3 separate regions of the Homo sapiens genome follow, and all the other regions are linked to region 1. Evidence: chromatin contacts called from ENCODE Hi-C or POLR2A ChIA-PET data. All regions are on one chromosome and are shown on one strand. The core of a region is the stretch at or near the end of the contact, and the rest is flanking DNA. Distances in the headings are between cores, read along the strand shown.

What was found. Hi-C counts contacts between places; a loop is a spot of excess contacts on that map. ChIA-PET counts read pairs that join two places held with the same protein, here RNA polymerase II (POLR2A). Pooled maps may share reads with other maps.
Region 2: a loop to region 1 is called in a pooled map, with 16 times the contacts of the local background. The contact joins the promoter of ZFYVE1 here to the promoter of RIOX1 in region 1. A Hi-C loop is called at or near these places in 1 of 37 single-sample maps with no recorded cell type and 8 of 50 pooled maps. POLR2A ChIA-PET finds 5 or more read pairs at or near these places in 3 of 52 experiments (CD4-positive, alpha-beta T cell, OCI-LY7 and WTC11).
Region 3: a loop to region 1 is called in a pooled map, with 2.9 times the contacts of the local background. The contact joins the enhancer-like site here to the promoter of RIOX1 in region 1. A Hi-C loop is called at or near these places in 1 of 168 maps with a recorded cell type or tissue (endothelial cell of umbilical vein) and 2 of 50 pooled maps. POLR2A ChIA-PET finds 5 or more read pairs at or near these places in 6 of 52 experiments (A549, AG04450, MCF 10A and 2 more).

What each region holds. Positions count from the first base shown.
Region 1 is chr14:73,488,607-73,492,824 of GRCh38, reverse strand. It overlaps RIOX1 (ribosomal oxygenase 1), which reads right to left and starts at 1,892. Exons shown (of 1, transcript NM_024644.5): 1 at 1-1,892. The coding sequence starts at 1,807. All of the region lies in intron 17 of HEATR4 (HEAT repeat containing 4), which reads left to right. It also overlaps a transcript of ACOT1 not described here. RefSeq lists enhancers at 427-927, 2,116-2,225, 1,907-2,812 and a silencer at 1,276-1,565.
Region 2 is chr14:73,025,115-73,029,332 of GRCh38, reverse strand. It overlaps ZFYVE1 (zinc finger FYVE-type containing 1), which reads left to right and starts at 2,227. Exons shown (of 12, transcript NM_021260.4): 1 at 2,227-2,407. RefSeq lists an enhancer at 1,885-2,084 and a silencer at 2,315-2,524.
Region 3 is chr14:73,221,210-73,225,427 of GRCh38, reverse strand. It overlaps PSEN1 (presenilin 1), which reads right to left. Exons shown (of 12, transcript NM_000021.4): 12 at 1,737-4,218. Among named protein-coding and RNA genes, the nearest start is that of PAPLN, 14 kb to the left of the region's middle. RefSeq lists an enhancer at 1,981-2,493. Within about 2 kb of position 2,272, at least 3 of the 41 ENCODE cell types and tissues checked have a DNase peak (open chromatin) inside an H3K27ac peak, as active enhancers do; they include endothelial cell of umbilical vein, where a contact is called at or near this core.

The DNA.
Region 1 (4,218 bases), core at 643-3,142:
GATAAGAACCAAGCAACAGTTCCATGGCATCAGCTTGCTGGGGGTATATTTCCAAGCACTTGGGTTCTTCCAGATGATACACACGGGAGTTTTCCACTGTGTAATAGAGAAACAAATGGCCCCCCTCACCCACCAGCCGAGCTATCCCATCCTGAAGCATATGGACTTCTGTTTCTGTTGTCAACTGGGCCCCCACGTTTACAGGTTCTCCAGCCTCCCAGCGAATTGGAAGCCCGTAAACACTTAGTGCCCTCTCCCTATCAGTCAAAACAGGGGGCAGAGAATCGTGAATGAAGTCTTTGGCTCGCTGGTCGGCCACAGCATCAACAGGAGCAAAGTGTCCCAGGCGGGCAACCAAGACCCGCACCTTCTCCATGAAAGCGGTTCTTCGCGGATCCTTAGAATCTGAATGCTGGGCCCCCATGTAATCCATGAAGTCTCGGGGCAGACCCCTCCGAAACTCCACATTTTCTTCCATTGCAGCCTGCACTGCCAGAGGCAGTATGGCCTCTAAGAAGTCACCCCAGGTATTGCGCTGGTACGTGGACAAGGTGAGGTGCAGAGAGTGGACTCCATCCTGGCATTCAGCTTGGTGAATGAAGCCCCGAGGAAAATACAGCAAATCTCCAGGTTCCAGCACGGTCTGCAGCACCGGCTCACCGAGGTCGTCCTGACTGAAGTTGGGGCTGGATGTCAGAGCCAGTTCCTCGGTTGGGACTCGGGGTCGGTATACACGCCAGAGTTTCCTACCTTCCAGCTGCAGCACGAAGGCCTCGATGTCGTCGTAGTGGGGGGCAAAGCCCTGCGAGTTAGGGGGCGTGAGGTAAACGTTGGAGCCTGCCATGCTTCCAAACTGCTCTTGAAGCACAGCCAAAAACTGCCACACAGTAGTAGAGAAAGCCTGCGGACAGAGGAGACGCAGGGAGCAGCCGGCCTGGTACAGGGACCACGCGGCGGCGGGCAGCGCGCGGCCGGGTGGGTTCAGGGTCTCGCGTCGTCCGTTGATGTAGCGAGCGGCGTCCAAATGCTGGCCGAACTGCACCTCCTCGTTGCGCAGCATCGAATCCAGGTCAGCGGTAGAGAAAAGTCCCTGGTAGTAGGTGTGGTCCTGCCGCCGCACCAGCACCGCCTCGCGCTCCCATAGGCGCCGGTAAAAGTGATCTGGCGGCATGGGCGCGATGAGCCACTCAAAGAGGCGGGCCGCTCGCCGCCGGCTGCTGGGGATGCGGTTCAGCTCGGCCAAGACGCGCCGCAGCGGGGAGTCCCAGGCCGGCTCCCCACCCGTGTTATCCACCTGCGGCCCCGACGCCGTCGCAGGGGCCCCGGACGACTGGACGGCCGCTAAGTGTTGCGCGGTGCACAGCAGGGCCGAGGTCTCCACCACCCGGACCGGCGCGGCGGGCACCTCCACCAGGCGCGCGGGCGGCGCGGAAGCGGGCACCAGGCGCGCCGACGGGGTCTGCAGGGAGCGCGCGGCGGGCGAGGCCTCCAGCAGCTCTGCGGGCCCCAGGTGGCCGTATGGCTCTCGCCGGGCTGCGTCCGGGACGGCCGCCACCGCCGCCCCACCGGGTAGCGCGTCCCCCAGGTCGTCGGCCGTCGACTCCACCCTCGATTCCTCCGAGTTCTCGCTAGGCAGCGTCTGCGTCCTCAGCGCTGCCATGCGGGATACAACACTTCGCAGCTGCTTTCGTATCTTCCTGGACCTCAAGGGCAGGGCCAGGACCGACCCGCTGTGTGGCTGGGGCTTGCGCCGGCGCTTCGGCCGCCCGCGCCTCAACGGCCCTGCACTGGCCTGGAGCCCATCCATGGCCAGACCACACCAGTCTTCCCCGCCCGGCCGGCCGGGGGCGAAGCTAAAGCGGTTCCTGAATGCAGCGGCTGCGGTGCACTCTGGGAAGGGGGCGCGGCCTCCAGCCACCTCGGGGTTGGCCACGCCCATCATTCTTCTATTCGGCCCCTCCCGCTCTCTTTCATTAAATGTTTGGCTTCAAGCTGTAGCGGCAGCGGCAAGAACCCTTGCCAAACAAACAAGGAATCTACACTCAGAGAGCAATTTAAAAATCAAGTTGCGGCCAAGCGCGGTGGTTCACGACTGTAATCCTAGCACTTTCGGAGGCCGAGGTGTGTGGATCACCTGAGGTCAGGAGTTCGAGACCAGCCTGACCAGTATGGTGAAACCCCGTCTGTACTAAAACTACAAAAATTGGCCGGGCGCGGTGGCTCCGCCTGTAATCCCAGCACTTTGGGAGGCCGAGGCGGGCGGATCACGAGGTCAGGAGATCGAGACCATCCTGGCTAACACGGTGAAACCCCGTCTCTACTAAAAAAGAAAAATACAAAAAACTAGCCGGACGTGGTGCTGGGCGCCTGTAGTCCCGGCTACTCGGGAGGCTGAGGCAGGAGGATGGCGTGAACCCGGGAGGCAGAGCTTGCAGTGAGCCGAGATGGCGCCACTGCACTCCAGCCTGGGCGACAGAGCGAGACTCCGCCTCAAAAAAATAAAAATAAATAATAATTTAAAAATTACAAAAATTAGCCAGGTGTGGTGACTTGCACCTGTAGTCCCAGCTACTCGGGAGGCTGAGACAGGAGAATTGCTTGAACTCGGGAGGTGGAGGTTGCAGTGAGCCGAGATCGTACCATTGCACTCCAGCCTGGGCGACAGAGTGAGACTCTTGTCTCAAAAAACAAGAAGAAGCACAAAATCAAGTTACTAGAGACTCCCCAGGAGAAATGGCTACTTGACTGTTTTTTCCTTCTAGTCTCTGCACATTGCAGTGTTCCTTGGATGTCCTCATTTCTAAACAGGATGTTCCACCGGCAGGTTCCCACCAAAAAGTGCAGAATTCTTCTTTTCAAGGAATGCCCCCAGGCAGTTTGAGTTCCGCAGAAACTTCTGCTCTGCAGATGAATTCACTGATTGAAGCCTTATCTAGGAGTTCCTCCACCTAACTTCTCTCCCTCTTTTCTCCAATACAAATTCTCAAATTCATTGTCCTCTCTCTGAAAAATAAGTTAAGAATTTCTCTACTTGCATTCTTGATATCTGCCCTTCCTGCCCCTCTGGGATTTTGTTTCTTTAGCTACAACTTCTTTGGCTCTTAAACTCAGGATCTTAAATCGGCTTCTAATTTAACAGGCAATGTGGTGGCATGCGGGTGTAATTTTTGAGAACGTGGTCACTGTCTGTCATGCAACTAATTGCTTTGTACATAAAGATTCCTTGTCTTCATTTGAATCATTTAAGATAAACTCCCAGAAATAAAAGTGCTGGGTCAAAAAGTAAGATACTTTTTGTGATTATTAATAGGTTTTACCAAACTGCCTTCCAAGAGGGTTTACAATGTTTCAAGCAATGATAAGCATATTAGACTACAGTACATGGCCTCTAGGACCTTTCTCTGTTTGAGCTTTCAACACTCCCTCTTTCTCAGTTGCAAGCCTATCCAAACACTTGCCAAGGCTTTTAGATTTTGTCCTTACCCATGTCTAACATCCACCCTTTTTTATTTCTCACATGGTCTGTTACACACACAGTTATCAACTGGGGGTGATATTGTCTCCATAGGGACATTTGGCAATGTCATATAGGGGGCTAGGGGTTGTCTAACATCTAGTAAACAGACACTAGAGACACTACTAAACATTCTACAATACTAAGGACAACCCTCCCACAACAAATAATTGTCTGATGCAAAATGTCAGTAGTGTAGTGTTGAGGCAGACAAATCCTGGTTTATTACAAATAGCCTCCCAACTAGTCTCTTTACCTTTATTTTTTATTTTTATTTTATTTTTTTGAGACAGGGTCTTGCTGTGTTACCCCAACCTCTGTGTTGCAATGGCCCAATCTTGGCTCACTGCAACCTCCACCTCCCAGGTTCAAGCGATTCTCCTGCCTCAGCCTCCCAGGTAGCTGGGATTACAGGCACCTGCTACCACCGAAGCTAATTTTTGTATTTTTAGTAGAGACAGGGTTTCACCATGTTGGTCAGGCTGGTCTCGAATTCCTGACCTCAGGTGATCCACCTATCTCGGCCTCCCAAAGTGCTGGGATTACAGGCATGAGCCGCGGTGCCCGACTGTCTCTTTACCATTAATTGCTCCTGTATTAGCCATTCTCACATTGCTATAAAGAACTACCTGAGACTGAGTAATTTATAAAGAAAAGAGGTTTAATTGGCTCACAGTTCCTCAGGCTGTAGAGGAAGCATGGTT
Region 2 (4,218 bases), core at 978-3,477, 460 kb after region 1:
GTTGGCCAGGACCTCAAGTGCTCTGCGTGCCTTGGCCTCCCAAAGTGTTGAGATTACACACAGGAACAACCACACCAGGCCTTCAGGAGCTTTTCTAGAGCAAGCAGTCAATCTTTGGCAACACAGACTCAGGCTTTCTTTCAATGTTGTTTCAAGAAACAAACAAAAAGTGAAAGCACTAAACAAATATAAGGCCATAAAAAAAGAAAAAAAAGCCTGATAAATGTTAACCATTAGCCTGCACTGTAGCCTGAAAACTTATCTGAAAATTTAGCCCATCTAACGCAAAGAAAATTTCTTTCTTTTTTTTTTTTTCTTGTTTGAGACAGAGTCTTGCACTGTTGCCCAGGCTGGAGTGCAATGGTGCGATCTTGGCTCACTGCAACCTCTGCCTCCCGGGTTCATGTGATTCTCCTGCCTCAGCCTCCCGAGTAGCTGGGATTACAGGTGCACACCACCACACCCAGCTAATGTTTTGTATTTTTAGTAGAGATGAGGTTTCACTATGTTGGCCATGCTGGTCTTGAACTCCTGAGCTCATGATCCGCTCTCCTTGGCCTCCCAAAGTGCTGGGATTACAGGCATGAGCCACCGTGCCTGGCCCTCAAAGATAATTTCAAATTGAGAAGTTCTGAAAGTATAATAGCTTTTTTTTTTTTTTTTTTTTGAGACAGAGTTTCCCTCTTGTTGCCCAGGCTGGAGTGCCATGGCGTGATCTCGGCTTACTGCAACCTCTGCCTCCCAGGTTCAAGCAATTCTCCTGCCTCAGCCTACCGAGTAGCTGGGATTACAGGCATGCATCATCACGCCCGGCTAATTTTGTATCTGTTAGTAGAGATGGAGTTTCTCCATGTTGGTCAGGCTGGTCTCGAACGCCCGACCTCAGGTGATCCGTCCACCTCGACCTCCCAAAGTGCTGGGATTACAGGCATGCGCTACCGCGCCCAGCCTGAGAAGTTCTGAAACTATAGAAGGAAAGATCAGAAAAATAATAGGTAGGAAAAAAAATTCATGGTTGGCTTGGAGAATACCCTTGAAGGGTGTTAAGTAAAAATGATAGGAGGCCTTTGTTTTGGACTAAACTCCTGCACCAGGCCCCAATAGACCTGGCTAAAATAAAAATGGAGTCACCCATGCTAAAGTTTCACCTCACCAAATCCAAACTAAGTTGTTACCAAACCCAAGCTAAGTTGTTATCTGACCTTCAGAGAAATCAGGAAAGAGGGATAAGGACAGCCAGTTTCCCAAACAGGCTTGTTTTAATGTTGCATGATAATGAAGCTCCCTCTGTTGTAATCCTTACACAAAAGAAGTAGCCTGAAGTAACTGATGTCAACTAATCAGTTATTTTTCTATTGTTCTGTCTCTCTGTCCTCACCTTCCAAGGAAAGTAGCTTAGAAGTGACCAATATGTCAAGGTCCCATGAGAAGACTGAAAAAAAGAGAAGAAAGAGGAAAGAAAAGAATGACAAGAAAGAGAAAGAAAGAAACCAATATGCTCTTTGTTCTTTGCTTTTGCTTCCTCAAGCTTTTCTCTGTCTACAAAGCCAACCTCTCCTGCTCAGCTCATCAGAACATTCACTCCACTTTCTGGAATGAAGTGTTGCCTGATCCTAGAGTCGCAATAAAGCCAACTGAGATCTTAAAACTAAATTCGTTGTAATTTTGTCCTTTGCCAAGGGGGGAAAAACAACAAAAACTTCCCAAGAGTACCTATATCCTCTTATCACTTTTTCTGGTCTTTTCCTTAGTTTTTGCGAAGTGAAATTGGGAAGGTGGAGACTGTCTGTGCTCACACGTTTCTGAGGGAATGGTGTGCAAGAGGTTACTTGAATCCAAATTAATTGACTCACCATTTCCCACTTATACTAGACATTATTACATCAGTTCTCTAATGTAGCACCATGCCTTCCCCAGTTACAACCCAAAAGAACGTGCTGAAACCTGCGGACACCACACTCAATGCAAAAACTCCAAGTCCCGAAATCCTCCGTAGCCTGTCCCCACCGCCTCCTCGCAAGAGCAGCCTCTTCAGTACTGGGAGTTGTAGTCATTCAGAGTCTTCCTTTCCGGGATGAGGGGCGAGAGCGCGCCTCGAGGAGCTACATCTCCCAGGAGGCAGTGCGCACTACGCCCTTGCTGGCGCCGGGATCCTCCCTCTCTCGCTCCTCCCTTTCTGGGCTGCACCGCTCACGCCTTCCTGTTAGTCCGAGCTGGGAGAAGTTCACTCCGATCAGCTGATCCCAACTGACAACAGGAGAGGAGGAAGCCCGGGAGGCAACGAAGGAGGAGGGTGGCGGAGATGGAGATGAGGATGGATCTGCCGGTGTCCTGAGGAATAGCCTCTGCCCCCACTGGCGCCCTGCGGCCCCCCGACGCCGCCTTGCTGCGGCCGAGCTTCTCAGTGGTGGGATCCCCGGGCCGCGGCGGGCAGGGCAGGGCGGGGAGGGCACGGCCCAGCGCGGGGCGAGTGATCGTCCTGGGGCTCAGGCTGCCCTCGGGAGGAAGGGGGGGCGGGTGCGGCGGGGGTGGGGGTGGGGTGGTATAAACAATGGATTCGGCTCCGGGTTTTGCCGGCGTGGGGGGGATTTTGGGGGACCTTCTTTGTTCTTAGGCTCCGCTCCTGCCCCTCGGGTTGTGGCGGTGGTGTCCGGGTGGAAGGAAGGGTGAGGAACCCCCGGCTGGGGAGAGGTGTCGAGGTGGGGGCCCGAGTGGGCAAAATGTTTGGTTGACATGGCCGGGCGTGAGGTGTACTTTTGAAGGTTGATTTTATATTTTTCTCAATTGTGACAAGTTTGATTTTTGTTTCTGTTTTGGGAGCTGGCTGGGCATGTCTGAGGTTAGATTGTAGTAAATAAGATCCCCTAGTCACTCCCTTCGCCTTCCTTGTTTATCTGAAAATAAGGTTGATAGATTGATTACTGTAGGGGAGGAGTGACTATCAGAAAGGCAGGGCTTTACACCTTGTCGGGGCCTTGGAATGCGGGTCAAGGCTAGGGGGAATTAGGAATATAATTGTCAAAGTGACAAAAGCCCCTTTCTTGCCCCAGTTATCTTTTTTCGTATTTTGAAGTTATTTTTAAGTTAGTTTTTAAGTGACAAAGAGAAAAATTATTTGTTTTGATTCACTGCAGGCCTGGCTTTGCCATGGGTCAAAGTAGAGGAATTGTCTCCTGTTGCTCCTTTTTTTTTTTTTTTTCAGTTAGTGAAAGAAGGGACAGAAGAATTACAGTGTAAAAAAATTGTTTTTAAAGATGAAATTGTTACTATTGTTTCTAAGTTTTGAGTCTTTAATATACATCTAGCTAGAGTTGAAACAATCCAGTTACAAGGCTAACCAGGTCGGCCCAGGTATTTGATAGATCTAAAGTTTATTATTACATTTTCATTAGCTTTGTGAAGGCCTCTCCACTCCTCCCAATTGTGGGATGCATGTGGGGGTGCAGAGGGCTGTCCTTCCAAGGACTACTCACTTAGTGATTTAGATTCTGAATTTAATATCTGAATGAACAGAAAATTCCAGTCTGGGAAATAGAGCAGCAAAGTCTCTTAAATGCCTTGGGCCTAGAGGTGGCGTTTGTTGTCAAGAGGAGGAGCTTTAGCCACAATTTTGAGATTTTTTTTTTTTTTTTTTTTTTTGAGGGAGTCTTGCCCTGTCTTCCAGGCTGGAGTGCAGTGGCAAGATCTTGGCTCACTGCAACCTCCGCCTCCTGGGTTCAAGTGATTCTCCTGCCTCAGCCTCCCTAGTAGCTTGGATTACACGTGCCTGCCACCATGCCCAGCTAATATTTGTATTTTTAGTAGAGATGGGATTTCACCATGTTGGACAGGGTAGTCTCGAACTCCTGACCTCAAGTGATCTGCCCACCTCGGCCTCCCAAAGTGATGGAATTACAGGTGTGAGCCACTGCGCCTGGCTATACAACAAGCCAGTGTAAGTGTTAAGATAGAAAATGAGATTTCTGGCCAGGTGCGGTGACTCACGCCTGTAATCCCAGCACTTTGGGAGGCCAAGGCGGGCAGATCACCTGGGGTCAAGAGTTCAAGACCAGCCTGGCCAACATGGTGAAACCCCGTCTCTACTAAAAATACAAAAATTAGCTGGGCATTGTGGCTAGCGCGTGTAATCCCAGCTCCTTGGGAGGCTGAGGCAGGAGAATCGCTTGAACCCGGGAGGCGGAGGTTGCAGTGAGCCGAGACTGTCCCATTGCACTCCAG
Region 3 (4,218 bases), core at 1,023-3,522, 270 kb after region 1:
AACTGAGTTCAAAACTTTATTTCTGGCTAGGTGCAGTGGCTCACTCCTATAATCTCAGCACTTCAGGAGGCTGAGCTGAGAGGATCACTTGAGCCCAGGAGTTCAAGACCAGCCTGGAGAACAAAGCAAGACCCAGTCTCTACACGAAATAAAAAATAACTAGCCAGGCATGGTGGTGTACACCTGTAGTTCCAGCTACTCAGGAGGCTGAGGTGGATCCTTTGAACCCAGGAGTTCAACAACGCAGTGAGCCATGATCGCGCTACTACACTCCAGCCTGGGCAACAGAGCCAGACCTTGTCTCCAAAACAACAACAAACCTTCTTTCTGAGAAATTTCTGATTTTAAACCCCTGCTTTTGTGGATCTCTCCTTTACTCTTTCTCATTCAACTGACAAGTCAACATTGCACTCGTACTCAAGTATGCTGTCATTTCACTTTTGACCAGATCCTAAGCTACTCTCCACACCGCACACAGAAGGGTCCCCAGGAAGAAGGTGTGGCATGGGCTGACGGAAAGCTACGGGACTTACCTAGAGACACAGGAAACCCAGCCTCACTACCCTTGCTTCTCAACCCTGCTCAAAGTCCGTCCTCATTCTCATCAAGATCACCATTGTCCCATCCTGGTTAACACGGTGAAACCCTGCCTCTACTAAAAATACAAAAAAATTAGCCGGGCGTGGCGGGCGCCTGTAGTCCCAGCTACTCAGGAGGCTGAGGCAGGAGAATGGCATGAACCCAGGAGGCGGAGCTTGCAGTGAGCTGAGATCGCGCCACTGCACTCCAGCCTGGGCAACAGAGCGAGACTCCGTCTCAAAAAAAAAAAACAAGAACACCATTGTCAGGACCCCTAAAAATCAGAAACCTCTCCCAAGTCCTGATGCCTCTGTAGGAGACTCCACAGACACTGCCTAAAAGAGCCATGAAAACAAATGATGCCTCCAATTCTCAAAGGAGGGAATAAACACTCCCTGCTTCCTGATGCCCTTAGCAGATGTAGCCGGGAACACATCAATGTCTTATCTGCCCCCTTCTGAAGACCATGGCCAACTGTGGTTTTTCTGCCATAAATGTATTTCTGATCAATCATTTCCAGATTGTATGTTATTTACTGTTTAGAAACAAAACGTTTTATCAAGTTTGGGGAATGGAGTGAGAGGACATTCTATGCTCTACCAGGTCAATAAAAGTAATGTTGCCTTTTCCCATTAGTGTGACCTAATTTCTTTAAAAAAAATCCTCCAGCACATATCTGCACTGTACAACATACGTCTTATAAGTTTACAGTTTCTTCTGACATATTTACATTAATGTGAAAGTTATTAGAAAAAATATCTTTCAGGATGTATTAAGGATAGCTGCTTTGGGGCTTTTATAAACAGATTTAATATTACACTCTTCAGAGCTGTGGTGTGCTATAATCCATACCACTTTCTTATGAGTTAAGAATAGAAACAATGCATTTGTTTCTAAACTTTTTTTTTTTTGAGACAGAGTCTTGCTCTGTCGCCCAGGCTGGAGTGCAGTGGTGAGATCTCGGCTCACTGCAACCTCTGCCTCCTGGGTTCAAGCGATTCTCATGCCTCAGCCTTCCGAGTAGCTGGGACTACAGGCGCCCACCACCACGCCTGGCTAATTTTTGTATTCTAAACTGTTTCTTGATAAGTGCTAGACAGTTCTGTGAGTTACAGTTATACATTATGATACTTTCATGTAAAAAACACTAGCACAGCTGGATTCATGCAGTCTTTATTAATCTGACAAATACAGAAAATCTGCAATCAGCTATCAAAATTATATCTTACCAAGAATTTGAAAGGTATTTATAAAAAAGGTGTATTCACAGTCTGTCTGAATTAAGTACAAAGCAGTGTCCACAGAAGCAGAAGGCAGACAACATGTGAGAGTAAATGATCCCACTGAAACCCTCACCCCAGCACCTCCAAGGACACCAAAAACAAGACAGTCCTGTACTTGCTACTATATGCAGCTGACTTTGAAACTGCCTAGTCTCAACAATTACGTATTTCAAAAGGAAAATTGCTTTCTGGGAAATCGTCCCTGCTACACAGACACACAGACCAACTGGCAATGCTGCCACCACATGTCAGGGCTCAGGGTGGACCCAGCACATCCACTAAGAGGCACCCTGCTGCCCAAGGCTGTGGGAGACAGCTTTGATGTTCAAGAAAGGGGTTCATTTCAGCACCAGGGTGCTTTTTTATATGCAAATCTGAGGTGTTTCCCGTTAGAGGAGAGGACTATGCAGATGATCACATGCAGATGTCTCTGAGCTGTGAGCCCGATGACAGCTTTGTTGGTACACTCTGGCCAGCCATTTCACAACGCACTATGAAGAGCTGAAACCTCTGTTTTTAATCTCTTGTGTTGTGGGAATTTAAAGAGGTGAGAAGATCACAAGGATCACTTCTAGGCTCAAACTTATGATTATATGATAGTTTCCAGCCCAAGGGCAAAACCAAATGTCCAATTTTCACGTCTCCTTCCAAATTCAATGTTGGAAGGCAGGTGAGGAGGTGAGGAGAAGGGCAGGTCAAACTGTTCCTTATAGACATAACAGCAAATTTAGAGAAGGAGTACTTTACTGAATGGATTGATTTCTGAATCAAGTCACTTTTATAACACCAATGTATAAGCCCTCAGTAATGGTAACTGTTAAAAGTGGTTATTTGACAAATACCCAATATTTTAGAGAAGTTAAAGAAAGATGGCATATACCAGAAAACAAGAGATTATAACTACATTCTGAGAATTTATCTTATTCATCTTTGCATCCTCAGACTCCAGAACCTACGGGAACACAGAAAACACTGAACAAATTTTTTCATAGTGGTTTCTGAGCTCTTTTTCTTCCAGGGTTAGATCACAAATGATCAAATATACAAAGCCTTGGGGGTTGGGATCAAAGGCTTCCCGCAGTCATCTAACCCTGGGAGACCTTATTTGGTAGTTAAACTTATATTTCACACTCTACAAGTTATATCGAGAATACATACACTGTCTGAGGCCACGTAAATAACAAGTAATAAACATCATCTGTTTGGGCATCTATTGCAAAAGGAGGGTTTTTAAAAGCAGAGAGACTACAGAATGGGAATCCCGGAGTCTGAAAGTAAAAACACTGCCTCTTCAGTTGTTGCTTCTGTAGTAAAATCAACAAATTGCTTACTTATGACTGTTTTCTTCCAAGTTGCTTAGAAAGCTTCTACTTTTTCTAATTGAGAAATTGAGTCATTTGGAGTCAGAGCTGTGATTCTAGGAACACACACGAACCTACTGAGAACCAAAAACAGGAAGGTGAGTCTTTCCTCTCTGAAAAAAAATCTGCAAATCTTCCAAATATGATTGGTATTCCCATAGGCATGTAATGACATTCTGTCCATAAATACCCTTTATTCTGTAGCCCAGTCAGACTCAGACTCTTAGTGGCTACTTTCCTTCCTTACTGTCTTCCATCTTTTTATTAAGCAGATTGGCTTGGCTGGTCATACTCTACTGCTGGTTTTGCCCGACTCTATAACCACCGCCTGTCCCGTGTGAGTGAAGGCACATCCTTATGGAAATTGCTACTGTTCTTTCCAGTGACAATCTATTTTTCATGGTGGAAGACTAGCATTTGGATGTTTTAGGAATGACTGAACTAATTCTAAAAAGAATGTTTGAGGGAAAAGTTCTCTGCCTGAGATGAATGATTTAAAGAAATAAGATGGGCTGTAGTCTCAGCTACTCAGGCTGAGGTGGATTACTTGAGCCCAGGAGTTCAAGTCTAGCCTGGGCAACACAGCAAAATCCTGTCCTTTAAAAAAAAAAAAAGGAAAGATAGGTTCTCTGTACACTGTCTAACAATGTGGCTGAGATGTGGCTCAAACTTGGAGAAAGAGACAGAATAATTGCCATCTTTCTACACAGGACAATCAGTAATACATAGGATGGATTTAAATACACACACCCCACGTACCCTCTTCAGAGAAGAAATGTATCATGAAAGGTGCAACACATTTGGGATCCTTACACAAATAAATTACTCTAGATTAGGGATCCCTCAAGAATGCTTCCAATCACAAATTGCTATTCAGGTGGCTTTGCTGTAGCTGTGCTTTCTCAATGATAATACCCATGCTAGCACATGTCTGAGAGAGGGAATGAATCTTGGAAGAAGGGATTTCATGGAAAAAAATGAATTGAGATGATAGA